2 separate regions of the Mus musculus genome follow, and region 1 is linked to region 2. The links are chromatin loops, found by intact Hi-C in ENCODE. Cell type or tissue: heart. All regions are shown on one strand. Each heading gives the region's core, and the rest is flanking DNA. Links, peaks and the distances in the headings are about the cores only.

What was found. A loop is a pair of places that touch in the nucleus more often than their neighbours do. Peaks named below come from ENCODE experiments on the same cell type or tissue, not always from the same donor. Only the 100,000 strongest peaks of a DNase experiment are listed, where the experiment ranks them.
Region 1: it touches region 2 in a loop (3-fold over the local background); 11 of 42 quality-filtered maps call a loop at or near these places.

What each region holds. Positions count from the first base shown.
Region 1 is chr17:47,916,037-47,931,649 of GRCm38, forward strand. Foxp4 (forkhead box P4) reads right to left here and starts at 8,596. Exons shown (of 17, transcript NM_001110825.1): 1 at 8,170-8,596. It overlaps Gm46601 (a long non-coding RNA gene), which reads right to left and starts at 10,803. Exons shown (of 3, transcript XR_003952247.1): 1 at 10,718-10,803; 2 at 9,883-9,997; 3 at 9,438-9,778. In heart, for the core only: no CTCF peak of the experiment used is centred there; DNase peaks (open chromatin) are centred at 7,145, 7,785, 8,195, 8,615 and 1 weaker place; H3K4me3 peaks cover 5,430 bases; H3K27ac peaks cover 3,785 bases; H3K27me3 peaks cover 285 bases.
Region 2 is chr17:47,867,269-47,882,881 of GRCm38, forward strand. It overlaps Foxp4 (forkhead box P4), which reads right to left. Exons shown (of 17, transcript NM_001110825.1): 4 at 13,502-13,624; 5 at 12,995-13,081; 6 at 11,339-11,486; 7 at 11,016-11,229; 8 at 10,660-10,764; 9 at 9,873-9,960; 10 at 8,572-8,655; 11 at 8,252-8,420; 12 at 8,087-8,163; 13 at 7,367-7,468; 14 at 3,962-4,083; 15 at 2,457-2,523; 16 at 1,836-2,005; 17 at 1-1,535. The coding sequence ends at 1,388. Among named protein-coding and RNA genes, the nearest start is that of Gm25201, 34 kb to the left of the region's middle. In heart, for the core only: a CTCF peak has its summit at 6,371; DNase peaks (open chromatin) are centred at 6,383, 10,504 and 11,033; H3K4me3 peaks cover 620 bases; H3K27ac peaks cover 1,019 bases.

The DNA of each region.
Region 1 (15,613 bases), core at 4,078-12,077, 50 kb after region 2:
ATGAACTTAAGGCCAGCCCCAGGTACACAGTAAGAGCCTGTTTCAAGAAAACAAAAAGGAAGGAAGGAAAAATGAAAGGAAGGAAGGAAGGAGAGAAAGAGACAGAGAGAGAAAGGGGAGTGGGGAATATCCAGGGTTGGAGAGATGGCTTAGTGGTTAAGAGCACTGGCCTCTTTTCCAAGGGATACTGCTGGAGTCAGGCACACATATGGTACACAGACATACACGCAGGCAAAACACCCATACGTATAAAAGAAAAGAGAGATGCTAAGTAAGACACCCTCAGTAGCTATGATAGCCACTGAAGGGGCCAGGGGAGAAGCAGCTGTCAGTCTCCATATGATCTCACTGCACAGGAAGGCAGGCTGTGTCTGACTGTCCAGAGGAAGCCCAAGCGGGGAGCATTTATGTGACACTTACCATGGGTTGGACTGTGTGGGAACCAACAAAAGTCACCAGGGGTGAAGTTAGTCAATAGGTAGCAATATTCCACTCCCCCTGGAATAATGAAGCATTTCAAGAGACACATTCCAGTGGACAGGTGACTCCAGCTAAGTCAGATCACCTCCGGGGACCTGGGTCCTTGAGCTGTCATGACAATAATAATCACGCCTTGGAAGCCACTGCAGGATGTGGGGCAGATCAGTAGGAGGCTGTAGAGCAATGCGTATCAACCTTTCGGATGCCGCAACCCACCACACAGTTCCTCGTGTGTGGTGACCCCAACCATAACATTATTGCCTTGCTACTTCATAACTATAATTGCACTCCTGTTGTGAACACTAATGTAAATATCTGACACACAGGATGTCTGACTGGGAACTCATGCGAAGCGAGTCTTTCCTTGTAAATCCTAGAACAGGGGTATCTTATAAAACCTTCCCACTATCATCTTTGGTTCAAGGGATGACCAGGGAATTCCACATGTTTCTGAATGACGCTGAGAGTTGGTTAACCTGCAGATAGTTAACCTAGCTGTTAGGACGCTGGAATAGGAGGTCCGGACTAGTGTTGCCAAGGGCAACAACTTCTAAATAACTCCTAAACATGGCGGAACAAGATGGCGGGAGGATGGATTAGTGGGAGGGCTCTGCAGGTAAAGGTTCGTGTCACCAAGCCTGACAGCCTGAGTTTGATTCCCAGAACCCATGCGGCAGGAGAGAACTGACTCCCAAAAGCTGGACTTGGACTTGGACATGTTACATGCCATGGCACATGTTCATGTGTGCACACACAAACAAGATGTTTAAAAAAGAAAAGTTGATGAGAGATTCCCTATTCTGTGTGTCTCTTTCCCTAACTAGGATGTAGCTGCCCCACCCCCTCCCAGGTTCTAGTCTGTGGAGCACTCAGGATCGGGGTCAGAGACAAACCCAGAAGGGTGAGATTTTGTTTGTTTAAGGAGAAACCAAACAGAGAGGAAGACTGTCTGTAAAGGTGAGTCCAGCCAGGACCCAGGCGGAGGGAGCCATTCAAGCCAAACCTGGCCAAGAGGCACAGCAGCGCCTCAATTTTAAAATATATGTGAAATTAAAAGCAGGAAGAAAGAGTGTGTGTGTGTGTGGGGGGGGGGGTTAGGCTGTTCTGGTAAGTGGGGGTGGGGTGGGGGACAGAAACACATAAGGGCCAAGCTGCAGCCGCCTCTCGGAGCTCTCTCTCTCTCCCAACGAGATTCAATTAATTGATAACAAGAGGCATCAAATTAATTTCTGGAGGATGTGAGATTCTGATGAAGGGAAGTCTCGTCGATGGGGATCAGGCAGGAGGAGGCAGCGCACTCCTTTAATCAGCCTCTGCCTGTCTAATTGGCAGAGAGGAGGCTGGCGAAGAGTCACAGGGTTTCTTGCCCTGAGTTCCACAGCGCCCCTTCAGAAAGTCCCTTCAGGGGCAGTGGGCCAGGGACACACAGTTGGGACAAAGATTGTGCGCACCCTCAAGAAGTTTAGGCCAGAGAGAGGAGGCTCTGCCCAATCATCAACTGCACAGCAGGAAACCTGATAACAGCAGAGAACAGCAGGCCAAAGTCCAGGCAGTGAGCTGCCCATCCTTAGCGGTGCCTTTCAGGGACCCTCCACAGAATATCTGAAGGACCCATAAAGTCACCCCTCAGCACTGGGAGCAAAGAGCTGAGCTGAGCACTACAAGACGATGAAGTCTGAGCACCCAAAATGCACAGTGGCATCCCTAGGCCCATGCCTTCGTCATATGTGACCTTCCATCAAGGGACAAGGATGCTCAATGTTCTTGGGGCGGGAGGAGGGTGGAGGAAGCGTTCAGTGCTTCCAACGCTAGTGTGCTCCAATCAGGAAGGGCAGGCAGCTTGTGGTCTCTGGGGGTAAACCCAGGGGAGACTGTCCCAGGGGACCAGAGGTAAGACCCTGAGCACAGCCTACTGCCACAAGTGCCATTGGCCCCTGGCTGCCCACCCTGCCTTGCCACCAACTTAGCATTTCCTGCAGCTACCCCTCATTGGACCCCGGGTGCATTTTTTTTTTTTGGTTTTTCGAGACAGGGTTTCTCTGTGTAGCCCTGGCTGTCCTGGAACTCACTTTGTAGACCAGGCTGGCCTCGAACTCAGAAATCCACCTGCCTCTGCCTCCTGAGTGCTGGGATTAAAGGCGTGTACCACCACGCCCGGCCCCCTGGGTGCATCTTAACGTGTCATTATTCCCCTCAAATTCTCCTGGACTGGGCCTTTTCCTTCCTTCACACAGGGAATCCCTGCAGAAAAGGAAGAAGTCCCTCTCTTTGGGACTGACTTCTTCAGGCTAATGTCTACTAGAAATTCAGACTCCTAGAAATGTAGGACAGAATGAACTATATCTCAGAAGCCAGTTCTGGTTCAGCAGGGTTGAGAAAAGCAGAACTCAGCCCTCCTTACCTGCCCACCCCTCCACTCTCCCCTCACGCTGGGATGGGATGGCGGCAAGGCAAGAACTCCGGCCCCACATACAAGTCCTGTCAGAACCCCAGCTGGCCTCTCGTCCTGGCAACCAGCTCCATGATCCACATTCCCCCTACTTGCTCAATTTTGGGTTTTCTGAGTTGCAAGAGAGCTCCTCTCATTTCCTCTCTTCTCTGGGTCTTTCCAATGTGTCTGCAGCACCCAGGAAGGATAGGGTTTAGAGACTGGACATGCTGGGAAGCCTGTCTCTATTTCCCAAGTCCTAGCCTCAATCCTGGCAGCCATCACTTTTCCCTCTCAGCCTGCCTGCCTGCCAGTCAGAATTTTGAGACATGCCATGCCCCATACCCAGATAGATAGATAGATAGATAAGATAGATTTGGGTTGCTTCTGCCCCATTCCCTACTTCAAACAATTTTTCTGCATGCTGTCCTACTATGAGGAAATCTACCATGGGTCCCCAGCACATTTACACAGTAGTGACTGGGGTCAGATGCATCAGAACCAACCCCAGCGGGAAAGCAAATTACCCTTCACTGCTATCTGGCATCACACATGCAATCCAGCCATCCGGAGGCATCGGAAAAGAAGAAGGAACTCAGGCGATGAGGCGACATCTGGGGCTGAAGGCACGAGCCTAATAGGGCTGGAGTTAAGATTCATGGCTTTGCTGCAGGTAACTGAATGTGTGTGTGTGTGTGTGTGTGTGTGTGAGAGAGAGAGAGAGAGAGAGAGAGAGATCCACTTACCTATAGCAAAGCCATGAATCTTCTCCCCTGCAGCCCCCCTCCCCTTTGTGTATGTCCATCTGTCCTGGGACCCTGTGATTCCAATGCAGTAGACCTTTTGTGTGGGGTGCTCTTGTTTTCCAGCCTATAAGAGTCCCCCAGTCCCTCAGAGAGAGCCCAGAATATGCACAAAGTCAGAGGTCAAAGGAAGCAGGGCTCCTCCTGGGAGCCTGGGCTTGGTCCAACCGGGAGTAAGCAAAGGTATTCATTTCCACAGAGAACTCCAGCCGGGGATGGGAAGGACAGCCACAGCCAACACGTTCAGGCTCCTGGCAAGAAAGGTGCTTGCCTCTTTGAGATGACAGTTCAGTAATCGTCCCTAAATCTGTGACTCTGCCTGACAGTTTTCTATGAGAACAGAAGCATTCATTCTCAAACAGCAGGAATCTCCCTTTTGTAAAGAAGAGACACCAGGCTTCCGGTAATGTTTTCTCTTCAGCCTTCTGGAGGAGTCTATCTCATGTGCATTTGCCTCTATTAGCACCTGAAGAAGGCCTAAGGGACAAGGCAGGGGAGGTGGTTGCAGGGAAAGCCCACCCTTACTAAAGGCAAGCAGGAAATACAGTCCAGTCACATCAGGGAGAGAGAGGGCCGGGCCGGGCTGCTGAAAGGAGTGGTCAGCCCCTCTATTCCTGCCCTTCTCCTTTACCCACAGCAGAGGCTCCAGACCCTGGTCATTCCGGAGCACTTTAGTCCTAGCTCTGCACCCGAGCAGGAGCGAAAACCTCACACAAGTTGCCACCTCTCTCTGGCTTCATTTCCCAGCCTGTAAAATGAAGGTTTATACTTCCAATATTTCCAGTATTCGGCCCAATAAGTGGCCTGGCAGTGCTGGTAGACTAATTTTGAAAAGAAAGAAAATGAAGCAAAGGCCGTCAGTGGACGGCCCTTGGCTGGCCAGACACTTGCTGGGCTGCGGAACTTTACCTCTGATTCAACTCCCAAGCCGCTCTTCGACTCTGGGCATTGTTGACCTACTTTATAACCTAAGAAAATGGAGGTTCCAGCAGCTTAATTAAGTTCCCCAGAGCCCTATCTCTAGTGCTAAGTTCCAAAGCCCTTTTCACTATGACACACGCATGGCCCTAGAGGTGAATGAGTTCTGTGCCTCAGGTTCTAGGGCTCCGGAACCACCTCAGAGGAAGCGATTTCAGCCAATAGAGGCACAGGATCCGGACCAAAACAAGATGGGCCCATGGCTGCCTTGGGCCTGGGGAAGCTGAGAGAGGATAAGAAAGAGAATGGGGGCAGAGAACCTCGGAAGCCCCATGAAAGGAGGGAAGTATCTCCTGCTGCTTAGGGAATAAGAATAAAGGCTCAGGCTGAAGCAGATTGTGTCTGGAAGGGAAACCTTCCAAAAAGTACTATGGGTAGCGAAGGGTTAAAATGTAGAGAAGAAAGGACGGCTTCAGGGGGAGATGCCCTTCCCTTCCCTCAAGCAGTCCTCTGAAACCAAACCCCTCCCATGCCACCCACCCACCCCCACCCCATATCTGTCTCTTCCAGGAATCCGAGGTCCACAGACCAGAACCCCCACCCCACCCCATGACAGCACAAGGGTACCCTAGTACCCAGCCTGGGATCTGCCTAGACAGGGTAGGAACTCAGCAAACACTGAGGAAATTACCAGATCAAAGAAAGCCACTCTCTTCCAATCCTCTGGGGGCCCTCCCCTGCTAAGCAAAGGTGTGTTTGGAGTCAGGGGCCAGCAGGATATGCACATTCCTAGCAAAATGGGACTGACCAGACAGACAGTCAGAAAGGAAGTTTCTGTCCAAAGGTAGAAGAAAGGGGCGGGTGCTCTAGGAAGGAAAGGGAGCAAGTCCCCCAACAAGTTTGGCCTGACCAGCCCTGCTCCCCCACGTACAGAGGTTCCTCAATTCCAACCCCCTCCCAGGGGCCCAGCCTTGGTGCCAGAAGAGACTCTAGCTACGGTCTCCTCCATCTTACCGCCAAGGCTGGAAGTAGGGTAGGGGCCGTGGTGGAGTGTGTGTGGTACACCTGTAATCCCAGCATCCCAGAGGCTACTGCAAAAGAAGCATACTGAGTGTGGTGGGGCCAGCCTAGGCAACATGAAGAGACAATGTCTCAAGTCTCCCCCTCCTTGCCCAGAAAACAACACAACACACCAATAACAAAACAATCAGGCACTTAGTGATCCCCACAAGCTGAGATTCGGATAGCACAGGATCTGCAGCGAGTGTGTGTGTGGGGTGGAGCACAACAGTCCCCGATACCCAGGCCACCTTGCCCAACAGCCTAGACTGGTGGTCCACTGCAGTCTACACTGATCTCAGAGCACCTCAGAGTCAGCAAGCCACTGAACTGTCTCTCCAAGCTCCAGAGAACAGTCCCTGAATCACCCTAGCAAGGAAGAAGTTTCTCAAGTTTAAGGAGAGGGGAAAAAAAATTAAGAAAGAAAAAAGAAAAGAAAAAAGGAAAGAAAGAAGAAAAGCTTGCAGACTTCCTACAGCGGTTTTCCGCGGGGGCGGGTAGAGGTCGTCTGAGGCCGACCGCTCCCCTTCAGGAGCCTCCTCCTGGCTCCCCGGTTGAGATCAACCAGGGGCTTAAAATGCCGGTGCGGCGGGTACCTAGGCCATGGGGCCAACCCACTGAGATTCACGTGGGTGGGGATGGGAAGGGGGTGATGGAAGATTAAGCTTCGCCAGGAAGCGGCGGAACAGCGTGGACCACCCGTTCCTTTTTTCATGGGACACTCGGGCAAACCACAGCGACTGTCGCTGAAACTGCATTCTCTCTCCCGACCCTGAATTACAGACCCAACACCGTCGGTTGCCAATCTAGGCGGGTGCTCTGCAACCCGGGCAAAGACGCTTTAAATTCGAGGTTAAAAAAAATCCCGCATTAGTCAAAATTCTTCTGGGATTGCTCCGGAACCGCCAAACGATGGCTCGGAATCAGGTTTGTTCCTCCCGGCCCCCAAGTCCACTACCCAGCTCGGATCAGAGCGCCGCGGTCCGCCGGGTCCGGACCGGTGCAGGGGTGCACGCCACAAGCGCTGATCTCCAGATATCTGAAATCCCAGGTGCCAAGGAAGGGAACCTGGAAACCCACAGGGCAGTGTTGGCGCAAGAGGCCCAGGGTGCAAAGAAGAGGGGCACTGTCTGAGAGAAAGAAACCCCGCTGATATCCCCGACCTCCCAACCTACAGAGTCGCCGGATGCAATAGCAGAGTGTTCACGAGGTCGCTTCAGTTTCGGGGTGGGGTGGTGGGGGGTGGGGGGTGGGAGGAGGTCAATCTGTGATGGTTAGAGCCTTTGCCTCAGAATCCGCGTCCCACGAAATCACACGTTCCTTCACACAGGTGGCCACGGCCCCGGGTCTCCCAGGACACCTCACCACCGGGTGCCACCAGGTTCTCCTCCAGTGAAGCTCAAGAAGTACAAGTTTTACGGAGAAGCAAAGTGCAAGATTTGAGCGCCGCGGAGGATGGCCGCGGGCCAGAGGGACGCTGGGGAGACTGTCTCACGAGTCACCAGAGTCTTCAGTCTGGGGGAATGGACTCCACTGCTCACTCCGGCAGCTTCATCTCTGGTGGCCTTGGGCCCACTCTCCGTTACCTTATTCCCTCACTCTCAAACCTCACACTACCCCGCAGGAGCTCTGTCCGAATGAGGAGGGTATCCACTAGATTAGTTCCCCACCGATCAGCTCCGGCGCACGTAAATAAATAAATAAATAAATAAATAAATAAATCACAGGGGCCATTACCAGTCTCTCTCAAGTCCCCAAGAAGTTTTCCGCTTTATCTCAGATCTGATTAAGAGATGCGGGAGTGGGGGGGGAGGTTGACTAGTCTCAGCACTTTCGAAGTGTGACCTCCACAAACCAAGGCGATGAGGTGTTTGAGATTGTTGCCCCCCCCAACACACACACCAACACACACACACAGACTCAAGTCTTTCTGTTTGTCCTGGGGAGTCCCGTGCAGACTGGACTTGGGGGGATCCCAGTTCACCACTTCCCTTCCCGGCTCAGGAAAGTCCGGGCCGGGAAGTATTCTTTGTCTCACTCCGGGAGGGGGGGTCGCGCCCCCTAACACCCCATTCCCAGCAGCGAGGCCAGGAGGGGGCGGAGCCCAGATTCTTGGGGCAGGGCGGGCCTCAGTGGCTTCTCCAAGCCGCCCCCCCTCCGCCCCGGCCAGCTTCCCGCTGCCCCCCAGCCCCGCGCCTCAGCCCCCACCTGTTCCCCAGACAGCTCCGATCGGCTGGGGGCCCGGGCCGGGGGCAGGGTCTCTCAACTCACCAGGGTCAGTGCTCCGCGGCCGGCCCAGCTGGAACAAAGTGCTCCGGCCCGGGGCCGGGCTCCTCCGGCGGCCGACGCGCCTCGGGCGGGCAGTTTGCAAACACAAAGTGAGCCGGGGAGCAGGCGAGAGAGTGAGCGAGCTAGGGAGTTGGACGAGTCCCCGGCCCAGCCCCCACCCGGATCCCTGGGGTCCCTGAATCGGCCACCTACCTGTCCGGCCCGGCCGCTCAGTGCGGGCTCCGGCCCGTCAGCCCGCACGGGGCATGGGGCTCGCTCGGGTCGCAGCCCGGGCCCGCCGCCACTCGCCGGGGCTGCCCCTGCGCTCCGAAGCGATCTTTCTAGCGCCGATCGCCGCGCGCCTTAGCCCCTTGGGGGCATCGCACTTTGGAGGATGGCTTGGCTCTCTCCAGCTTCCGATCGTCCTTCCCCGGGCTCCGGCGACGCTCCTGAGCTCGCTCCGGCTCCGGGGCTCCGGGACCCCGGCGTCCCCGCCCCCGGCCCAGCCCTGGTTCCGGCCCGGGCTCCTCCCCGCCGCGCCGCGGCCGCCTGCGCCGCGCCCTGATCGCGTGTTGGGGGGCTCCGTCCCGGCAGCTGGTGGCACTGTCCGGTCCGTAGGGGCGACCGGCTCCGGACTCCGAGGGGCTGCGACTGAGCCCCGGCTGCGAGTGGCTGCGAGCGATCGGCGCGCGGGCGGGGCACACCGGGCGGGGGGACCGGAGGGGTGGAGGGAAGGAGGGAGCGCGCCGAGCGACAGGGAGGAGGGAGCGAACGAGCGAGCGGCGGAGGGAGGGGAGACTAACTTCTAGTGCTACCATAATTCGCCTAAAGCAGGTGCAGCCACTTTTCCCCCTGAGAGGCGGCCAGCGGCAAGCCGAAGAGGACCACGTGGACCAAACTTTGGGGAAGGAAAAAATGGGGACGTGGGGCTACCGATCTGCCAAAGTCGATAGGCCGTAGAGTTTCACAGTGGACTGGGGACCCATCCGATGGGAGGCTTTATTAACTCTGGCCTTTTCCTGGAACCTGGAGGTACGGCCAAGTCCTGCTGGCACACGGTTCACTGGTTTCGGGCGGGCTGCGCCTGGCGCGGGGAGTGGTCAGGACCCCCCCCCCCCCAGTCCGAAGCCGACGTCCAGCGCGGGCCCTGCCGCGCCTCCCTCTGACTCCCCACTGTGTGGGGGCTGGGGCTGGGGAGGCTCTTTCTGGGCTTTGTGAACAGTCTTTTCTCCCATCCCGGCGCGCACGCGCTGCCGCCTCGGTCTGCAAAGGGGAATTTCCTATAAAGTGCTGTGAGAACCGATGGAGAAAGGGCTTCAGGCTGGATCCACGCGGGCCAAGCACAGAGCAAAGTCGAGGCAATTATCTGAACAAATTAGATTGTAAACAAAACTTGGCGTCCCTGAATACCGCTTGTGCCCAGGGGGACCGTGAGGATGGGGGTGGGGGTGGGGTTGGGGACGCTGGTGTGTGTTTGGGTTGGGAGGGGGAAGTCCGGGCACGGAAAGGCCCAGGTTCCGAGGGGGAGGACTAAATTGGGTAGCAGGAGCCAGGCTCAGACTGGTGGAGAACTGAGAGAGAGAGAAAAAAAATCCTCCCACTCTCTACCCAAACATCTTCCCTTTCGGGTGTGTGAAGAGGTGAGGGGCACGCCTCAGGGACCCTCCGTGTTTGGCCCACCCTGCCCAGAGAAGTTATGGGTTGAGCACAGGAAGGCAGTGACTCTGGGAGACCCTGTTGGCTTCGGGTTACCTTGAGGCAGGTGACCAAGGGCAGGCAGACCCCATGGAGGATGAACTGGGTAAGGACTGGGCCTGGTTTCCTGGGGATAACATATTTTGGAGAAAACTCTTAAAAAAAAAAAAAACACAACAACAACAACAAAAACGGGTTTCTGAGATAACAGCTTAAGCAATTTCTGCTCACCTATTCTGCCCCTTTTCCGTGGGCCAGGAGCTGAAAGGTGGTAGTTACAACCCAGCTCTGAAGCATCTCTGTTTGCGCAAGTGGACAGACACAAAGAGGGCAAACATAGACCCTGCTGAAATTTGGAGACACACAGATGTCAAGCTGGATAGGGCTGCTGTGCAGCTTGTTTAGGTATTTGCGTTGCGGGATGCGTTGAGCAAATCGCCTCCGGAAGTGCTAAACACAAGCTCTCCCACCTAGCCACGCCCACAGCCCAGCTCTTTTATTTGGACTGCATGGTGACCGGTCCAGTAGAAATGAAACTCAAATGACAGTAGGTGTAGTGGCCAGCTCTTGGGTGGTAAGGGCAGAAGGTTCAGCAGTTCAAGGTCATCTTTAACGACAGATGGGGTTCCAGGCCAGCTTGGGCTACAAGAGGCCCGGTTTCAAAAATCCAAACCAGTGCTGGTCAGATTGCTCAATGGATAGAGACACCTATCAATTCCCTAAAGTTGGACCCTGGGACCCACATCTTGAAAGTATTCTCTTGGGCGGTTAAGAGCACTGGCTGCTCTTCCAGAGGTCCTGAGTTCAATTCCCAGCAACCACATGGCTCACAACCATCTGTAATGGGATCCGATGCCCTCTTCTGGTGTGTCTGAAGACAGCAACAGTGGACTCATAGAATAAATAAATAATTCTTAATAAAAAAAGAAAGTATTATCTGACTTCTGCGCATGCATGCACACACATAAAATAAATTGTTATTTTTTTTTTGTTTTTAAAACATCTTTTAATCCAAAACAAACAACCAAAGTCAAGGACTAGATAGTAGCTACCATGTCAATCTTACCTCCTGGCAGGTATGCTGGCTCTTGAATCTTCATGATTATTCCACAGGGAAGATCTTTTGTTAGCTCTGCTTTATCTAGGAGGAAACTGAGGCCAAAAGGACACTTGCCATGTCGAAGTTTACACCCTAGCTGGATGGAGCAGTTCCAACCGGAGCAGTTTGTCTCGGACAGGGTTTTATTCTGGAGCTCTTGAACCGGAGGGTCTTTGTATTGCCTTGTGTGGAGAGGCAGCTGAGTGGCATCATGGTGTACAGACAACCAGGGACCCTTGGGCTAGTGACCCTGCTCCAAAGTTTTCTTCCCATCTTGTCTACAACAGGGGCTAAGGGGAAAGTAGCAATGAGAGACTGACTAGGACAGAGAAGGCAGGTGTGCGCCGTCACAGAACTCTGCCCCCTTACTTTGCCACAACAGTTCCTTCCTTGCTCCCACAGGGCATGCTGGGAAAATAACTTTTGCTTTTTTTTTTCTTTCGTTTCAGTTTACCCCTCTACTCAGGCCTACTCAGTCCCCTGCGGGACTGTGGAATTTGCGAGTCAGAGTGGGAAGCCCAAGGGAGTCAGAAGACCCCATCTTGTCCTAATTGAGGCAATTCAGGGGAGAAAACAGACCTCTTGAAAGAAGGTAACAGAACAGACAATGTCTTGGTCACAGTAGCCAGTTCAGAGTCCTTTCTCTCAGTTTGTGTCAGTTTGGAGGGGTTCCCCCACAGGAATCCTGTCTTAGACAGGGTTTCTATTCCTGCACAAATATCATGACCAAGAAGCAAGTTGGGGAGGAAAGGGTTTATTCAGCTTACACTTTCCACATTGCTGTTCATCACCAAAGGAAGTCAGGACTGGAACTCAAGCAGGTCAGGAAGCAGGAGCTGATGCAGAGGCCATGGAGGGATATTCTTTACTGGCTTGCTTCCCCTGGCTTGCTCAGCCTGCTCTCTTATAGAACCCAAGACTACCAGCCCAGAGATGGTCCCACCCACAAGGGGCCTTTCCCCCTTGATCACTAATTGAGAAAATGCCTTACAGTTGGATCTCATGGAGGCATTTCCTCAACTGAAGCTCCTTTCTCTGTGATAACTCCAGCTGTGTCAAGTTGACACAAAACTAGCCAGTACAAATCCTAAGTTCCCCAAGGGCCTCACTGTGACTCCTCCTATCCCAGCATGCAAGGCAAGAGCAGAAGCCCAGGCGGTCCCCTCCCCACAAGTCCCATACCTGCAGGCCCGACTGGAAGACAGAGGCCAAAGTCAGGACCATGAGGGTGGAGTCAGGCAGTCTTAGGTTGAATGACATCCTAGGCACCTACAGACATTTGCCCTGGACAGATGATAGTTTTCAGCCTCCCTCCCTTCAGTCACAAGATTGAAAGGATGCCTTCCTAAGGCAGAGAGCGTGAAGAACACTTGTGCAAAGCTTACTGACTTGTGCCCAAAGTGTTTTCCTTAAACACTTAGTTTTTCTTTTGTGAGACCTGGTTTCCTTATCTTTTTCCCTCCCTCCCTCCCTCCCTCCCTCCCTCCCTCCCTCCCTCCCTCCCTCCCTCCCTCTCTTTTGTTTGTTTGTTTGTTTGTTTTTCAAGGCTGGATTTCTCCTACAATAGCCCTGGCTGTCCTGGACTTGCTTTGTAGACAAGGCTAACCTCAGACTCACAGAGATCCACCTGCCTGTGCTTCGAGAGTGCTGGGATTAAAGGCATGCACCAATACACCTGGCTCACCAGCACGCCTGTTTGGTTCGAAGTCCAGTTTACTTACTTTCTTTCTTTCTTTCTTTCTTTCTCTCTCTCTCTCTCTCTCTCTCTTTCTTTTTCTTTCTTTCTTTCTTTCTTTCTTTCTTAATTTCTTTCTTTCTTCCTCCCTCCCTCCCTCCCTCCCTCCCTCCCTCCCTCCCTCCCTCTTTTCTCTCTCTCTCTCTCTCTCTGTCTCTCTCTCTCTGTCTCTGTCTCTGTCTCTCTGTCTCTCTCTCCTTTTTGAGACAGGGTTTCTCTGAGTAGCCCTGGCTGTCCTGGAACTCACTCTGTAGACCAGGCTGGCCTCGAACTCAGAAATCTGCCTTCCTCTGTCTCCCAAGTGCTGGGATTAAAGGTGTATGCCACCACTGCCTGGCCGAGCCCCAGTTTTCTTTTTTCTTTTTTTTTTTTTTTAATTTTTTTTTAGATTTATTTATTGGTTATATGTAAGTACACTGTAGCTGTCTTCAGACACTCCAGAAGAGGGCATCAGATCTCATTATGGATGGTTGTGAGCCACCATGTGGTTGCTGGGATTTGAACTCCGAACCTTCGGAAGAGCAGTCGGGTGCTCTTACCCATTGAGCCATCTCGCCAGCCCCGCCCCAGTTTTCTTAAGGTAACCTCAGAAGGGCCAAATTATAAGAGCTGTCAGTTAGGACATTCTAGAGTGTACTAGGCCATCTGCAGGGCTCTTGTTCCATTCTACAAGCAAAGATGGCTCTCAGAGGTGGGGTAACTTGCTTAGGATCACAAAGCGAGGAGGTGCTTGCTATCAAGTCTCTTTTGAGCTGGGAAACAGACTTTCCAGAGCCTGAGCTGGCCAATAGAGGGAATTGCTTCTGGCAGGAGGTCTGAGATCACTTTAGAGGCCACAATGGTGAGTATGCATTTAGAAACAGTGTATCTAATCCCACACTCCGAACACACCCAGATACTTTGTTTCAATTCATCAGGCTGCAAGGGAACTTATCTTTTTTTTTTCTCCTTAAAAGTTTTCAATCATTTTATCTTTCTAGATTGTGTGTGTGTGTGTGTGTGTGTGTGTGTGTGTGTGTGTAGGAGCGTTTTGCCTGCATCTATATATGTGTACCACATAAGTGCAGTGCCCAAGGAGGCCAGAAGAGGGCGTCAGATCCGGTCCCTAAAACTGGAGTTACAGATGGTTGTGAGACTCGCTGTGGGTGCTGGGAACTGAACCCAGGTTCTCTGCAAGAGGTGCTCCTAAAGGCTGAGCCAGTCTCTACTAGTTTCTGAAAGATTTTTTTAAAAATGTATATATGTGTGTGTGTGTTACACACACAAGTGTGTTGGGTGCCTGAGGAGTCCAGAAGAGGGTGAGTCCCAGAAGCTAGAGTTACAGGTTGTTGTGAGCCACCTGGTTTGGTTGCTTGGAACCCAAATCTTACTCTCTGAAAGAACATCATGTGCTCACAACTGCCTCCTCTCTGGCCCATCTTTATCCCCAGCACACTGGAAGCAGAGGCTGAAGGATTTAAAGTCCTGACAGCAAATTCAAGACTAGCCTGCGATACATCTGAATCTCTCCGACATGTCAGAGTCTCCGATACCATTCCGCTGTATTTATGTCTGTGTCTTTCCCGCTTCCCTGTCACTGATGGACAGTTAGACTCTGGGTGTTTGCCCAGCGTGGCCTCACTGCAGTTCCCTTCCTTTTGTGACCCCCATTTCCCTTCTGCAGAGTTGTCACTCCTGTCCTTTCTCACCTCCAGGTCCCCCTTTCTCTGGAATTTTCTCCCCTCCCCATCTATCATTTGCCGTCTTTCAGAAAGATCTGTGCTGTTGGGGTGGGGGGAGGCAGTGAGGGATGCAAGGGCAGTTTTTAGCTTCCCACAAAGGCCTCTGTTCCCCAAGATAAATGACAATTTAAACAAAGAAATATTTCATTAAGGGTTGATATCTTAATGAGCTGTGCCAGGATCCTTCCAGGCACTCTGTAGACTCCCCCTTACACTAAGAGGGGGCTCCAGCCCCTGCGGGAAGCTTATCAGTTTACCATATTGGCCTGAATAGAAGACCATAACTGTGGGACTAGGTCCCTGGCATGGTGGAGTTGAGACCCATCGGCCTATGTGCCAGAGCCCTGGGAGATGCTTGCAGCAGCTTTAAAATTACTTCAAAGAATACAGACACTAAGATTTGTGTCTGTCATGGTGGTGGACACAGGGACTTTGGGCTGATTGGTAGAGAATCTCTCATTAAAGATCAGGAAATGAACAATGCTACGACAAGCCGTGAGCAGTTTTCCATTAATTAGAGAATGCCAGCAACGGGTCACATGAGAGCTCTGCACAGAGAGGTTTCCGTATGGGGAAAGTGAGCCGGGCAGAGCAGGACCCAGGAGAGCAGCCCTGGTGCCTTCCCTTTCCCTCTATGGTTCTTTGAGGTAGGTGAAGTTGAGAGGCAATCTCAGTGCATGCCTTTAGTCCCAGCACTCAGGCAGCAGGGACAGGGGCAGGGGCAGGGGCAGGCAGATCTCTGTGAGTTTGAAGCCAGCCTGGTCTATGTAGTGAGTTCCAGTACACAGGACTACGTAGTGAGACCCTGTCTCAAGAGAGAGACAGAGACAGGGAGAATAGCTCAGGCTGGTCTCAAGGCCAGGACTATGACAGTCCTCCTTCCTCAGCCTCAGTGTTGGGCTGCAGGTGAGTGCCGCCATGCTCTCTACCCACTGTGACATCACTGGCCACCCTGACTCTCACATCCTATCCCATCTAGCACTGAGGATACAAAGCAAGGCTTCGTGTGTGCAGTATGAATCCATATCATTGAGCTGCATCGCCAGCACAATCCACCCACCCAAACAGACAGTGGATGTAAGGTGGCCTTTCTCCGTCCCTATTGGATGTGGTATATGAGCTGACCTGCTTCTTAGGTTTCTGTACACTCCACTGAGCCATATTCTAGGCCAGGCCGGAACCCCAGGATTCCCTTCCCGGTTCATTGATTCCCTCTTCTTTCTGGTCTCTCCCTTATCACTTAGGATCCGTTCTTCTCCAGGTTCATCTACGTTTGACCGCTGGCCTTCTCACCCCAAGATTCTCTCTGTTGCCAGGTAGCTGGAGATTCACAGAGTGAGCAGCTGAAGGCTTGGGTGAGGTGGATGCTAGTGGAGCAGACTGGTACCCTAGGCTGAGTGCTAGGTG
Region 2 (15,613 bases), core at 3,105-11,104:
CGGTGAATGTGGGATTCTCCTGGGAAATATCCAAGAAGTCTTAGGGGAGGGGCCTGGTCAGGGTGTTCCGGGCATCCCTTACACCCAGTCTGCGGTCTTGGGTTGTGGGTCCCCCATAGGGGGTCTGTGGAATCTCATCGTTTCCAGCTCTGCTGCTAGAATCCACACTCCCGGCAATGATGGGGACTTGGTCCTATGGAGGCATCTGAAGAGCCCTCCCCCGACCCCCGAAAGCAGCCCAGGGCTGGGGGCAGGATTCTGCCCTCTCATGTCTCCATAGGCAAGGTATGAGCAGGGGGGAAGCGAGTAGGACCCCTGGACCCTTGGGGGGGGTGGTAGAGGGGAGGAGGGGGTCTTGCTACCAACAGACACTGTAAACTTTGGTTTAACACAATAACTTAAGTGAAGGAGGGAAGGCTTCCAGCCCGGGATCAGGGGGCAGGGTTGGGAGGGCAGGGTGCTCGGGAGGCGGCAAAAGAAAAAGCCAACAAAAAGTTTTGGTTTTTGCTTCCGGCATAAGAAAGGTCTTTGGTCATCCGTTTTAACTGGGAGAGGGAAGGACAGGAGGAGGTGAGGGGGCGGGGTGAGAGGACCCCATTTCGGGGACCCGTAGGCTGGGGGCGAGGGTGTTTCCAGCCGGGCTTTCTCCGCACTGTGATGTTCAGGTCAGAGACCACCTATGCACACGCTCTGAAGGTGTCCAGCATGGGGGTCCCTCTCGGGGTGCCGCAGGAGTGCCCAGCAAACAGGGTGGGGTGGAGACCTGCTTAATCTGGGTTCTGCCTCAGGTCAGGGAGGGAAGGGCAGGGCACAACTTGCTCCGCTCCCGCAGCTGAGGGGGCTGGTCTGCAGGTGCCCCGCCCCCAGCCTGCTTGCCCCTTTGAGCAGGAAGCTGGGACCGGAGAACTAATTTTCACAGTTGGGAAAAGAAGATGAGGGGAGATGAACCGGGAAGGGTCCTCTGGCCAGAAACCTCTGCCACAGACGGGACAGAGGGGATGAAGAAGGTAGGGTTGTGGGGGTGGCTCAGCCCCGCCTGCGGGTCTCCCCTTGTGCTAAGGGGTCTTGGAGGGGAGCACTGGTGGGGAAGGAGAGCCCTGCTGCTGCTGCTGGTGGTGGTTGGGAATACAGGGAGGGGCTGAGAGGGTCTGGGCCCTCCATGTCCTCTACGGGTCCCAGTCCAAGGGTTCTGTGTTCTCTGCGGGGAGCAGGGATATGCCTGTCCCCAGGCGTCTGTCAGTCAGGTGGCATGGGAGCTACTGGCCCGGATCTCCCCCGTCTGAGTCCCCGAAGTGCCTTGAGGTTGGAGGGGCTGTAGAGTGGGGTGGGTAGGCCGGGGTCCACTGGGCGGCAGGGTCTTGGCCTGCCCTGCCCGCCCACCCTGCCCTTAGGACATGTCCTCTCCTCCCAGGTCCTCCTCCAGGTCCCTGTCTTCTGGAGGCCCCACAGTGCTGGGGTTGGGGGCGCCCAAGGGAGGCCCCGGCCGTCGGTCTTCCTCTGCCTCTGCAGGCTCCTCTTTGACTTGTATCTGGTGGCTGGATGGAAAGGGTGATGCGGGTGTGGGGCTGCCAGGCCTCCCTTCCTCCCACAAACTGATCTAGAAGGCCAGGGCCCTGCTACGATCCCACCATCTCTCTCCAGGCTCTGTGTGGGGAGAGAGAGAGAAAGAGAGAGAGAGAGAGAGAGAGAGAGAGAGAGAGAGAGAGAGAGAGAGAGAGAGAGACAGGCAGAAGTGGAAAGTGAAAAGGAAGAGAGAGTCTGGAAAGATGGAGGAAGGATAGAGAGAATTGTGGGAAGGCTGTCCTATGAAGATGGGAGAGATGGCATGTGCTCACCTGTACTGAGGAGGGGAAAGACGAGGCGGGCTGCTGCTCCCATTGCTGGGTAGTGGTTCCCCAGGGACACCCAGGTCCTCCTGGCTGAGGGGCAGAAGGCTGCTGGCTGAGCCAGGGTTCAGCATGCCGGGGTTGCTGAGAAGAGGGAAGCTGCTCTCTGCCAGGGCAGCCTGGAGCACATGGGGTGGTGTTATCAGTGGCTGGAGACCCTTCCCGGTCGTCAGAGCCCTCATGCAGGGGGCAGACTGATCTAACTAGTAACACTTCCCCCCCACCCCCTGCCCCATTCCCACCACACACCAGTAAGAATTCTTCACCCCATTACCCAGCTTTTCTGGAAAATTGGTCTGGCCTAGCAATGCCCGCCTGCCCCCCCCACTCCCACCTGGAGACAGAGGACCCTAGTCTGAGGGCCTGAGGGATGGGACTCAGGTCCCATCGTCTGGTTCAGTCTACGTCCACCCTTTCTCCGAACTCAGGCTTGAAATCAGAGGCACACACTGGTCTGGAAGCAGGGCTTAGGCTAAGAGTGGGGTGTGGTCTTTACCCTCCTTCCCACCTATGGCCCTCCTCTAGGGCAAAGCCTGGGGCAGGCCAAAGGGGAGCAGTGGGCTCAGTCACCTGGTAGCTGGCGTTAAGTGCCCCGTAACTGAGGCCCGAGATCATGTTCTTCACCAGAGTGGGACTCCTACGGGAGAGAAGGCAATCTCAACTCACACATCCACAGACAACCTCCCTCTGACTCAGAGCCGGGATGAAAATATGCGCCTCACTCTCGCACTGCTGGGAACCTGTAGCTGGATCCTTGTGATCCTCTCTGCTGTTTTAAAAGCCCACAAGCCCACAGGGAGCAGGGACTTCCAACCTTAGAGTGATCTGGGACCGAGAGCCGGGAAGCCGGTGCAGAACTCCCAGAATTCCCCTTTCACAGGGTGTGGCCAGCACTTTCTCTCTCAGACCATTCTCTCCCCACCACCAGGGGCATGCATGCCTTTAATCCCAGCACTCAGGAAGCAGAGACAGGCTGATCTCTTGAGTTCACAGCCAGCCTGGTCTACAGCATGAGTTTCATGACAGCCAGATCTACATAGAGAAAAGTCCGGTATCGTAAAACGAAACAAAACGGAGGACTTTCGATCCTCCAGCTTCTATCTCCCGAGCACTGGGTTACGGACATGCACCGCCATGCCTGTCCTCTCTGTTATGAAACTGTTTCAGAAAAACAGTTTCATAACAAACAGTCCACTTTCTGGAACTCCTGAACTTAGGGCAGATGAGCCCTATACCAAGCAGGCTCCAGAAGCCAGCAGTACTGAGGAAGGCAAGGATTGGGGGCTCACCTTCCCCCCCACATACTCCCCCCCATAGAGCGTCTCAGTCACACAGTAGGGAAGAAGCAGAGGAGCAGAAGGGTCCAAGCTGGTAATGAGAGAACACTACCAAGGACGGAGGCTGGAATGTGGGCACATGGTGGGGCGTTTCACAATCTCACCCTACCCCTGTTACTCTGCGGTTGCACAGCAAGCCCGTTGCTCGGGTGAAGGAACAGTGGGTACTATAGGTATCTTAGCCTACTTCAGGTCTCCCCTGAGCCAGGAGCCCGGCGCCAATGTATGTAGGCAAGAAAATAGGTGCTGGTGAGATAGGGAAAGGTTCTGACCTACTGTGTGCTGAAACAGAGCATAAACTGGATGTGAGGCCTGGTCCTGGACCCAACCTGCTTTCCTGCTGGCTTCCCGTCAGACCCTGGCCCTCTCCACTCAACAATTCCACTGTGAAATAAAGACGGTGGGTCCAGGATTCTTATCCTATAGCAGGAAGAGTTTAGGATGGCAGCTGTCACCTCAGCTCACATGCCAGCTCTAGCCATGATTACTGTGGGCTTCACCTCTCTGGTACCCTGCTCCCTGAGATTCCTTCTCTTAGTCAGAAGTGAGAATGGAGGATGGCAGTGCCCATCTTGGGGTTGCCAGTTATGTCCAGGTAGCCGGCCATGCACACTGGTCTCCTTCATCCTTGACACCCACATTCCTTTCTCAGGAGGGCATCCGGGGTGTCCCTGAGAAGCAGAAGCTGGGCTGGCTCAGGCCGGGCTGGGACAGCTTACTCAGCTAGGGCCCACATACCCTGTCATCTTTGGCGGTCTCCGTTTCTGATATTCCCGCTCATCCACAGTCCACACGGCCCCCTTGACGTTCTCCACACGGACGAAACACTTGTGCAGGCTGAGGTTGTGGCGCACGGCATTCTGGGGATGCAGTGAATGGGTTCACCTCCATTCCAGTGAACGTACGTAGAAAATCTTCCCATGGTCCCACATCTCATATCCCAGGGAACAATAACCTCAGTCCCGGCACAGGGACACTGAGAGGGAAAGTCCTCAATGTCTGTCTCATCTCAGAAAGGGTTGTCTCGGATAGGGTGTGCTGGTACATGCCTTCAATCCGAGGACTTGGGAGGCAGAGGCCAACCTGGTCTATACAGGGGGGTTCAGGCCAGCCTGGACTACATAGAGGCCCGGTCTCAAGAAAATGTTGTTGCCAATGAAATTAAATAATTCCTTTCTACATCTTCACTGGCCAAACACACTGGCAGAAATCACTCCTGACTTCTGATTTTAAGATTGCACAGGGACCCTGGTGGCTTAGAAAGGCTGAGACACTGTACCTCAGGCACACACTGAGCACTGCAGATAACTTTGGCAACTAGCTTACGGTCCTCACTACCTTTACTGAACCCCTAGGAGTCTGGGGGTGGGGGTGGGGGCTGAGGCTGTGAGCTCCAGACAGATAGCTTTCTGGGAGCACAGGTATCCAGTGGAGCCTAATAGATACACCTGGAAACCTACTGCTGACTTGAAAAGACGGCCCAAATGCACAGCGGCAAGACAACAAGACAAGAGAGAGAGTAAGACATCTTGTCACTACCTCGTCCTGGAAAGAGAACTTCAGAAATTGAGGTCACCTGGTTGGTAGGACACATGGGCGGGGATTGCAGGGCCCAATTCCCTCTGGAAGCCTGGGTGAGGGCACTGATCCACCCATCTCCTGTCCCCAGGTCCCTTGGTCCCACCTCCCTATCTCTGCTCTCAGTTTTTCTGTCTCTCACCAGCAGCCCCAGCCCTGTCCCCATTACATGTCCCCCACCAGTCTCCTCCAACCCGCCTATCCCGGCTCTTCTTTACATTTCTAAACGGGGAAGAAAGCGGGCAGGGCAGGCAGCGGGTGCCCCTGGAGATCTGCTCTCCCTCTCTCCCATCCAACTCTTGCCTCTTGCAACTGGCCCGATTTCATTACCAATTTTAATTTGCCTCTAATTAAATCCTGTGTATTTTTCCGACTCGCTTGCTAACCCACGAGGGAGGCGGGCGGCTGGAGTGGAATCTCACGGAGCGATAATTACAAAGGGCCTAATCACGCCGGGGCTCCTGCCTCGGAATAAATTTGCCCGCATTACGGGGCTCCGATCCTCCGCTTTGCAAATGAGAATGACCCCAATTTCCGAGGGTGGCCTCGCCGGGGCTTTTTTTCCCTCGTTTCGAAGCCTGATTCGTGACGAGAGACTAATTCGTTACGCTGAAACATTAACGGCAATTTAAGGGGTCTGGCGGGGGCTGCGTAAACAAAAGGATGGGCCCACAACACAGGCCCTAGGAGGGGATGGACACAGGAAGGCTGCTGAGGACCATCCACTTGGCAGATGGTAGCTCTGTCCCTAAGAAATGGCAGCTGGCTTGGCACACGCCCACCCCCAAGCCTGGATACCCTAGGTCTAAAGCAGCCGGCATGGTCTATGGATGGGGACCAGAAGGGGTGGGGGTGGGGATCAAGAAACCCAAGTGATGTAGAGAAAGATGACCCGGAGAAGGTGCAAAATAGATGGGAAGAAACCACAGGCTACTCTTTCCCCAGTAGCATGAATGAAGTTGGCTGGCTGAAAAGAACTCTCAAAGTCAGTGTGGATCTCAAGCCAGTACAGTCTGACCGGACAGGGCAGTGTGGCACCCCCCAGGGTGCCACGTAGCAACAAGCCACACTATATCAGGACCAGATTAGGGTTGTGTGTGAGGGATGAAACAGATCAAGGTGAGGCTCTCGGCATGGCCACTGAGAAGCTATGAAAGCTGCCTGAACCAGCTCTACGCTATATTCAACTCTAGGTGATGGGATTGTATCATCTGTAAAGTCTGCCATCTGACCTGGCCTAGACGTTGGAGGCTGGACCAGGTGGCTCCTAAAACACAACGCTAGCTCAAAAAGAGGGCAGGGCTGTGGTTGCCAGGAAGTGACATCACTCATAGCCAATCAGAGTGGCTGCCCCTGCTGCATAGTCTAAGCTTTGGGAGGTTGGCACAGGAAAGGGAAGATGCCATGATAGGCCCTTCTAGTAGTCCTTTGCACATTACTAAGGTAGAAAAGGCTGGACAGCTGCAGATCCCACCCAGTGCTTGGCGGTGCCCTGGCCCGGAGGGCCTCCTCCGTTCCACTGTGGAGAAACCCGTCACACTGCAGGAGGTCTGTTTGGCTGCAGTTTTCTCACAGGCCAGCAGGAGGACCCGAGAGCCAGGGATACAATTAGAGTTCTGAGAGAGTGAGAGAGAGACGCCCTCTCATGTATCTTGACTTCCTGAAAGGGCCAATACTCCACCCCCCACTTCCTCCTCCTCGTCCAACTCCGCCTTAATTTAGATACCACCTTCTCATCTTGCTTCATAGTGCAAGACACACATGGTGCGCATGCACACCCTATATCGACCATAGAACAGTGTCCCAGCCTACATCTCTGGCCCATTTTCCTAGGTCCTTGCATTCCTCTGGTCTCCAAGGAAAATGCTTATAGCTGAAAGTGTTAAGTGACTAATTGAATAGAGACAATTACCTCCCTGCCACTGGTGAGCTGGGTGCTGTATGTATCCATTTGTGTCCCTGGGAGTGGTCTATAGACTTCAGTCTACCCATGTATTGGGGCCAGTATACACCTTTGAACCTCCTCCTAGACTGGATTAGTTATGAAATCTGGAGCCATGGATTTACCCCAGGACCTGCCACTGAGCTGACCGTCAACCCTCCAGAGGCCCTGTCTCAGGGAGTTGGAATTCTTTGTACCATACTAAAGAGAAATAATTTCTTCCCGTTAAAGAGACAGTGCGAGGCTGGCCAAGGTCATTAAAAGGAAGACACTGTGCATGCCTAGCGCACACACAGGGCTGGATTCCACACCTAGCAACTGTCTAACAGGGTGTGGTGATGTTCACTTGAAATCCTGGCACTCAGGGAGGTGGAGGCAGGGCGATCATTAAACCCAGGGTTTTAAGACCATCTGCGACAATACGCAAGTCCCCGATGTACAAAATAGCAAGTTAGGAACACTGGAGTTGCTGCTGAGGGGACCGGGGTGAGGGCTATTGGTGGACCTGGTGGGCTATTTCTGCAGAACTGTTGAGGGGACAAAGTAGTAGGTAGCCTTGGTCTCAGTAGACTGTGGCGGTTTAGAGAAGAAAGTCAGGATGAGGGAGATAGGGCAGGTCTTACCTTCCAGGTGGCCGTGTTTCTTCGGAAGTAGGCGAACATCCTGGTGAACCAGTTATAAATCTCATTTAGCGTCAGCTGCCGATCTGGAGTTTCCAGAATGGCCTGCAGGCAAGGAAAGGGCAAAGAGACCCTCAGACTAGATCTGGGGGCCTCACGGCCCTGTGTTCCACCCTTTTATGTAGCCCCTGACTCATCCTTGAGGACAGGAGACCCAGAGGCGGGTTGGGATTCCCCGCTAGGCTAATGAGCTAAGAGAGCTGAGGGTATTGGGAGCCGGGCCTCCAGAGACTGCGCATGTGCAAAAAAGACATGGGAGCCCTTCACGGTTGGGGGTGAGAAAGGGCTTCATGCGCCCTAGCCTGAGGTAGCACTATTGTTGAGGCGGTTGGGGATTTTCTTTATTTGGGCAAAGTGCGCCCTGAGAGAACGCACGTCTGTAGGAAGTACCACAGAATAGCCACGTGTGTAAGGGCATGTGCTTGTGTTTATGAATAGCAAGTGCGAGCTAGTGTACGTATGCAGAAGTGAGCGTCACCCTGTGCATATGGACAATAAAGATGAATGGGAATGGACCCAGTGAGCTCAGGCAGGATATGCTACAGCCCGCAGGAGGCAGACCGGAGGAGAGGGGCTCAGGAGTGAGGGACCTTATGGTCGGGCATCAGGAGGCCTGGCTCCAGTAAACTTGCCTTCTCCATCCTTCCGGCCTTCCATGCTTACCTGGCGGATAAGGGAAGCGTAGGTGAAGGGGGGCCTGACGTCAGCGTTCTTGTAGAACTCATGATTCTGGGCAAGCTCTGGGGGAGACAGGCAGAAGGTGAGGCAGCCAGATCGGGAACCCCCATCAGTTGGGGTTGGGGGGTACCCCTCCTACAGCAGCCTCACCTGAGGAGATGGGGGAGCAGAATTTGTCATTACTTCTCCTGCGGGCAGGGCCCCCACTGTGCAAAGAGGCAGAGCCCAGGCCAGGGGGACGCAGGGGTGTGACGGGGGCAGCGGCTGAAGTTGGGGGGTGCACGAGGCCATCCGGGAACGGGTCTGCGGAGACGGTCACCTTGGAGAATGAGGAGGAGCCAGGGACTGGGTTCAGCTGTGAGCAATGGGGTAGGTGCTGAGAAAAGCACCCCAAGAGGTTGTTCCCTGAAGGTCAGGGCTGTGCTGAGGAGGGGTCGGGGGATGCTGGGAAGTGGGGGCAGGGCACTCACTGGCTGGCTGAAGGGCTTGGGCTCTGAAGGCCGCATGTGCAGATGTGCCATCATGGCCTGCAGCCGCTCACTCTCCTTGGCCAGCTGTGAAAAGGCACAGTGAGGGGGGGATGGGTTCTTATTCCCCTACAGGTTACCTGTCACTGTCACTGTCACTGGAGACCTGGAGGCCCTCAGAAAGTCTCAACACACACACACACACACACACACACACACACACACACACACCACCCTTTCCTCACCTCTCTCACACACACCCCTCCCCCAACTCTGTCACACATACACACACCTCCCACTCCCCACCTCTCTCTCTCACACACACATACACACTTGTGCATATGCACGCACATACCTCCCTGCCTTTCTCCACTCTCTTTCACACAGACACCCCCTCCCCCCTCCCGTCACATACACATAAACACATGCACACACACACACACACACACACACACGCTCACAAACACACACCCTGCCCCTCACCCCTCCTTCACTCTCTCTCACACACACACACATCACACACACACACACACACACACACACACACACACACACACACCAGCACCCCCCCCCCCAACCAAGGCACCTGTTCCCTCTGAGCCTCACTTCTGAAAACTTGCTAAAGGCCTTGGCCATTCTTTGCCCTTCTGGACTCCCACCTCCTCAGGACCAGGAACTGACGCTCTCTCCCTTTCTCTACAGCAGTCTTGGGCTCACACCACCTTACACATGGCAATCTTCTTCCAACCAGCCATGCGCCCCTTCTCCCCACGGGAGGCTGAACAACACCCCAGTGCCTGCCTGGCTCACTACTGAAGAGGTGAGTGGGGACGGCAAATGATTCACTTCCCCCATTCATAAACCTCAAAGCATCTCTTACAACTGCCCTCTCTCCACCCTGTGAGCAGCCAGAGATGGTTAAGCAGGGACGGCTGATTCGGTGGCTCTCTTAAGGACTCGATGTGATGCCGGAGTAAGGGTTCTAATCCCAGTCCCTCCATTCCCTGAGTGGCTCCCTAGGCCTGTGTTATATGGAGATGATGGTATCCGGCAGGCAGGGCAGGCAGACCACTCTGAGGATGTCCTGAAGCACGCTGCACAGCAGGCCTGCACATTAGCCATTCACATGAGTCTTGTTTTTACTTAGCATATAAAAACAGCTCCCTGCATACAGGGCCTCAGCCTTGGCTACTCAGCCTCAGCTGTCCTCACCTCACACGATGGTGAATAAGCCCTAGAGAGCACAAGATGGACTCTGACCATAGGACCCTCCCGGGACCCTCCCTCACACCCTCGGGTCACACCTGGATCTCCAGCTGTTGGACCACCTGCATCTGCACGCGGCATTGGGCCGTGCTCCGGTCATCCAAAGCGTGTTCTGTGTTGAGGTGTCTTAGGGAGGAGGAGGCAGGGAAGAAAGAGAGTGAGCTCTGGTTTCTCTACTTTACCCCTAGAACCCATCCTCCAAGCCCCGAGTCTGTCAGCCAGCCCTTAGCCAGACAAGCAGACAGAAGAAGAGATACAAAGAAGAGATGGGTGGAACAAAGGGGGGGGGGTGCGGCAGTTGAGGAAGCTTTCTCCTCAGCCTCCTTTTGATGTCTTAGCTAAAACCGGGCTACAGAGAGATCTAATTGCAAATGAACTAATTAAGTAAACCTCTGACGAAGCGTGAAAACAATTTGTTTGACCCTGATGCTGCAAGGGTCCGGGAGACAGCGGAGTTAATCAGTCAGTGACAGAGCTTGGCACCGTGGTGGCAGCTGGCCGCCTGCTGCCAGCCGCCTTGTCTGCCTCCCACCCTGCCTGTCCTCGGCTGGCCGTCCTAGGCGTCCTAGGCCATCACTCTCCGGGATGTGGAGAGATAGGCTTCCTCCTCTGACACCCCTGCTCTGGAGTGGGAGAGAGTTGTGGGGAGAAGCTGCCAGCGGGGATCTGGAGGGGAGGGGCAGGGAAAGCAGAGAGGAAGGAAGAGCTAGGCCACCCCACTGTTTGGCTTAGCTTGGCTCAGCTCTGCTAGGACATTAGGACCCCAGGTGATAAGAGCAGGCTGGACAGAGGGTTCCTGCAGGGAGAGGACTGGATGCCACCTACTTGATAAACTGGCCCAGGTCTTCACACAGGGTCTCACAGCCTGGCCACTTGCACTCCCCATGTCCATAAAGAGGGTGGGAACTGGGGGTCTCCTCATGGGAGGAGCTGGAAGGAGAGGGAAAAGGTAGTGGTCAGAGCTGCGGAGGCCCTCTGCTCGGCAAGCCCTGGGCCCAGCTTTTGTCTCTACTACTGGTCCAGCATTCTGTTCGCCCTGGGAGAAGAGGCCAACCCCTGGGTTCCCTCCCTCCCTTCTGCCCCTCCCTTCCTCTAGGTCCCCACTACAGTGCCACCCTCGAGGTTCCAAGTACTACCCAGAGCAGAGCCTTGTCACGTGCTACCCCCAGGGCCATCCATACCTGTCTCTCCGAGATGTGAGCACAGTGGGTTGTCCGTTGGGTAAGGGGTGGTGGGAGAGGGGCGGGGAGACCTTGGGAGGGCTGGCAAACGAGGTAGCAGTAACAGCTGTGCTGGCGAGGTCCAGCCCCTCCTGCCTGCCGCTGTCCTCAGCGGGCTGCCCCGGGGCACCCTCGCCTTTCCACAGCTGGGGCAGGTCTGTCGGGCACACGGCTGCTGCGGGAGACAGAGGCTGGCTGGCTGGGAGCACAACGGGAAGAGCCCGTGCCTTATCCAGGGCTTAGAGAACGCTGTGGGGTTGGGGGCGGGGTGGGGCATCGCTCACCTTGCGGGAGGGCCTGGAGGGGCCCTGAGGCTTGGCTTGGCTGCAGGCTGACCAGCCCCTGCCTCTGGAGGTTGAGCAAGTGCTGTTGCTGCAACTGTTGCATCTGCAGGAGCTGCTGCTGGAAGGCCAGCTGCTTGTTCCCCAGGGCCTGGGAGGGAGCCCGAGGGGGTGGGCAGAGAGGAGTGCCGTTGGCCTCGGCCGTGCCATCTGGCCCCCACGCTGCCGCCACCCCCTCCCAGGGCCTGTCAGCCCCTGGAGCTGTCGTGGTAGCGTCTGCAGCCGCAGCTTCTCTGCTCCCGGCCCAGCTTCCATAGGGCTGCATGCCTCCTCGCAGTAAACACACGCATGCACGCACGCACGCACACGCGCAAACACACACAGCCAGACCCAGACACGCAGCACGACGCCCTCCCTCCTCCCTTCTCCCTGGCAGCAGCTTCTGCTATGCACGCTGCAGCTGTGTGCTGGGGAGGGTAGGGGGTGGTGGTGGTGGGGTGTCTCTTTCTCTCTCTCTCTCTCTCTCTCTCTCTCTCTCTCTCTCTCTCTCATCACAGTGATGAATGAGCCTGTCAGATCTGGGGACCACTCCCACCTGGAGGAGACCCTTCCCACATGCTCAGGAACCCCCTTCTTCTGGAGTGGGGGAGACTTCACCCCCACCCCCCAATCCCATCCTAGTTTAGTTACAGTGCTAAAGGAGTGGATGGGACATGACCAGCCTCAGCTGAGTCCCGGAAGAGTGATGTCACTGCTGCCCAAACACAAGCCCCTGCATATGTGTTCCCCCACCTCTCCCCGTTCAGTTCTCCACACAGGCACTGACAAGTCAGGCTGTCAGCAAGTTTCCTGAGCCCAGAGAGCCAAGCAGATCCTGGATGTTTGAGGAGGCAAGGATCTCTCTGCCTGCCTGCCTGCCTGCCCTGGAGGGTGGGCTGGTATATATTTGGGGTGGCAATTCATTGAGGCAAGAGCTTAGAGAATCAAAACCAGATACGTAGCAGTTGAGAGCACACGGGAAGGGAGGAGGGGGTGGGGAATACCTGGCTACCGGCAGAGCAACAGTAGCTTTCTGGGAAGGGGCAACCAGGAAGTGGGACGACAATATTATCAGGACACAAGGGACCTGATGTAGCCTCTCAGGAGGAACTGTGGCAGAAGGTGGAGCAGAAGGCTGGGCTGGGGAGTTACAAGGATAAACTGGTGAGGGCCTCACAGGCATCATGGGACAGGACAGAGGCTAGGGCAGGCTGAGGTAGGGAGGTATATACTGCTGAGAGTTCTCAGGATGGGACAGCTGGCTCTCCAGGGGACAACGTTAGCAAGGAGATGGGATGACAGGAATCTGCTGCATATATGTAAAGACTGTCAGACCCATCTGACGGCTTGCACACACCCCCACACACATGTGCAGAGACAATACAGCTTGAGGCAAGGGGAGAAAAGATGGGTAGGGATAAATGGTTGGAGGCATGTGAGTATTCACCCCTGACTTCTCTCTCAAACCTTTTCCTTACAACTTTTTTTTTTTCTTTTCTGGTCTTCTATTATTCCCAGAAGGCCATTCTTTTGTCAGGCTAGAGGAGAAAGCTGGGCTGTGGGTGTTGGAGTCCTCAGGGGAGGTCCCAAGGGGAGGCTGGACCCCCTGCAGTCACTTACCTCTTTGGGCTGCTGTTTTCCAGCCTGCTGCTGGGTGAGGAGCTGCAGGTGGAGCTGCTCTTGCTGCTTCTTGTAATACTCCTGCAGCTGGGGGGGAACAAGAGGGGGCAGTCTCCAGGGCTGCTAGAAGCAAACCCAGCCCCGCTTTGCAGGCAGGACAGGAGGGTTCAGTGAACAGGGCCAGACAGGCAGGGGCAGAGACCGAATCTCGCATGTCAGTGTGTGTGTGTTGGGGATGGGGAGGTAGGGTGTTCTGGCGCACTTCAGCCTGCTCCCTCGGAGTTCTAAAGTGAGGTCAGCACATGAGAAAGAAGGGTGGAAAATCCTGCGGGCTGCCCCAGGAATCCCAGAGGAATGAATGCGGATCCACCAGGCATGGCACGGGCATTCTCTCTGGTTTCTGCCACAGCCTAGGTCCTCAGTGAGGCAGTAGCAGGAGTGGGGTGGGAGGAATGGAGGTGGGTGGGAGGATGGGGGGGGCGGTGTCTGCCCTGGGGCTAGACTCACCTGCTGGAGCATGAGAGCCTGTTGCTGCTGCAGCAAGGCCTGCAGCTGAGGTGGCGACAGGATCTGCTGCATCTGCTGGGGGGTAAGCATCTGCTGGGACATCATGGCCACAGACACAGGCACCTGTGGGATTCACCCCATGAGTCAGAGGCAGGACCCAGGGCCTCACCCACAGCGTGGCAGAGTGGCTAGCTCCCAGTGTACCTACCTGGCTTCATGTTCTGGCTCTGTCACCTATGGGGCAGTGTCTCTTTTGACCCTTTTGCTTTACATGTTTATTATTATTGTTGTTGTTGCTATTTTTTCCCAGAGGATGATGAGACGGGGTGTCATCGTATGTCTCAGGTTGGCCTTGAACTCCTAATCTTCCTATTTCCCAAGTGCTGGGATCACAGGTCTATGCCTCTATACTTCATTTATTGTATTTGAAGACATTCTCATTCTACTGTAGCCCAGGCTGGTCTCGAACTCCTCTTGCCTCAGCCTTCCAAGTGATGCGATTAAAGAATGAGCCATACACTCGGCAGAGCTTTGGCTCTGGACATATTGATTTACCCTGTTCTCTGATAAAAGGGAACCAGCAACAGCGTCAACTGATTCAGGCTACTAGAGAATGAACAAGAACAGCAGTCAGAGGCTAGCGCGTAGCAGCAGCTGACTACAATGACTGTGGTCTCGGGATGCCTGGTTCCAGATGTGGGAGATTAGATGGCACTGGAACAGGCCACTGGGCCACTTCCAGCTCTTATTTAGCATGTTTGAGACTACTAGCCAAGGCGAGCCCGCGTAGGAAGGCAGCTGAGACAGAATCAAAAGCCGCCCACCCACTGGACATAGGGATGACTGCCTGGAATCCCAGCAAGCAGCCAGATCTTGTGAGTTTAACGTCGGTCTGGCGGACACAGCAAATTCCAGGCCAGCTAGAGCTATACCGTGAGATCCCGTCTTCCTCCAAGCAACACACTTGACATGCTCACACTCTGGCATGAGCCGGCCTCGTTCCACACATGGTGGTCCAGAGCAGAGGCCCAGAGAGCACATACTCCTAGGACCATTCTGGTGACTGTGCATGTGAATGGAGTGGACAGCACAGTAGGCCAGCAGGCTTAGAGTCACTGTCCTCAAACACAGGAGTTGGGCTTCAAGAAATGAACTCAGGATTCCTGAAGCCCAAACAGAGGGTCTGTCTGTCTCCTAGGAGACACTAGTGTACTCTCTAGGAGGCACAGGATTCACCTGCAGTAAAAAGGCTTCGAGAAAAAACAATGACATCATATTTTCCCGTTGGTCTACCTTCTCTGAGTTCCCTCAGACACAGCAATGCAGTTTGAGCCATCATACAGTCCTATAGTGGCAGCCAGATGCTCCCAAGGGACTGTCTGTGTCTTACCACTCTGTGAGCCCAGCACACACAGGACTAACTTTTTACTCCCGTACCCTAATGTAGGATCTGGGACACAAAAGGTGCTCAGCTAAGCACTTGCTCACGGAACAACTGAAAGACCTTTCCCAACTGACCAGAAGTTTCTTTGTAGGACTAAGTGTCTAGAGGACCCTTCCCTCCACCCCAGCCAAGCCTGTGAGGCAGGGGAGGAGTTGCCCCTCTCCTTTCCATGCCCCACTTCAGGCCTCAGCTCTGAGCTAACTCCTGACCTTTCCACAATACGCCGAGCCCAGATCTGTACTGAAGTCCCCAGAAAGGGTGACAATCCAGCTGTTAGTCTCAGACACACGCACACACTTGTGGGCTTTTGTTTTTATGTCCCACGCCTACCCAGAAATGAATTGGACAGGTCAGATAGCTATGGCAACCTGGGATTTCAGCTCTTGTCTACAAAGGACAGGGGTCCCACCACAGGTAGGATGTCCCACCTTGAGGATGGCAGGCAGGGACTGGGCTAGTCTAACTTGAAGTGGCCATGTGGCTCAGCTCTCAGGGTGACTGCCCTCTTTGAAGCATTCAACTCCAAGGCTAGGGATGTGACTCTTGGCAGAGCACTTGCCTAGCATGCAGAAAGCCCTAGGGTGGAACCCCAGCACTGTATAAAGTCAGGCGTGGTGGCGCACACTGTAATGCTAAGCATTAATTAGAGAGCAGAGGCAGGAGAATTC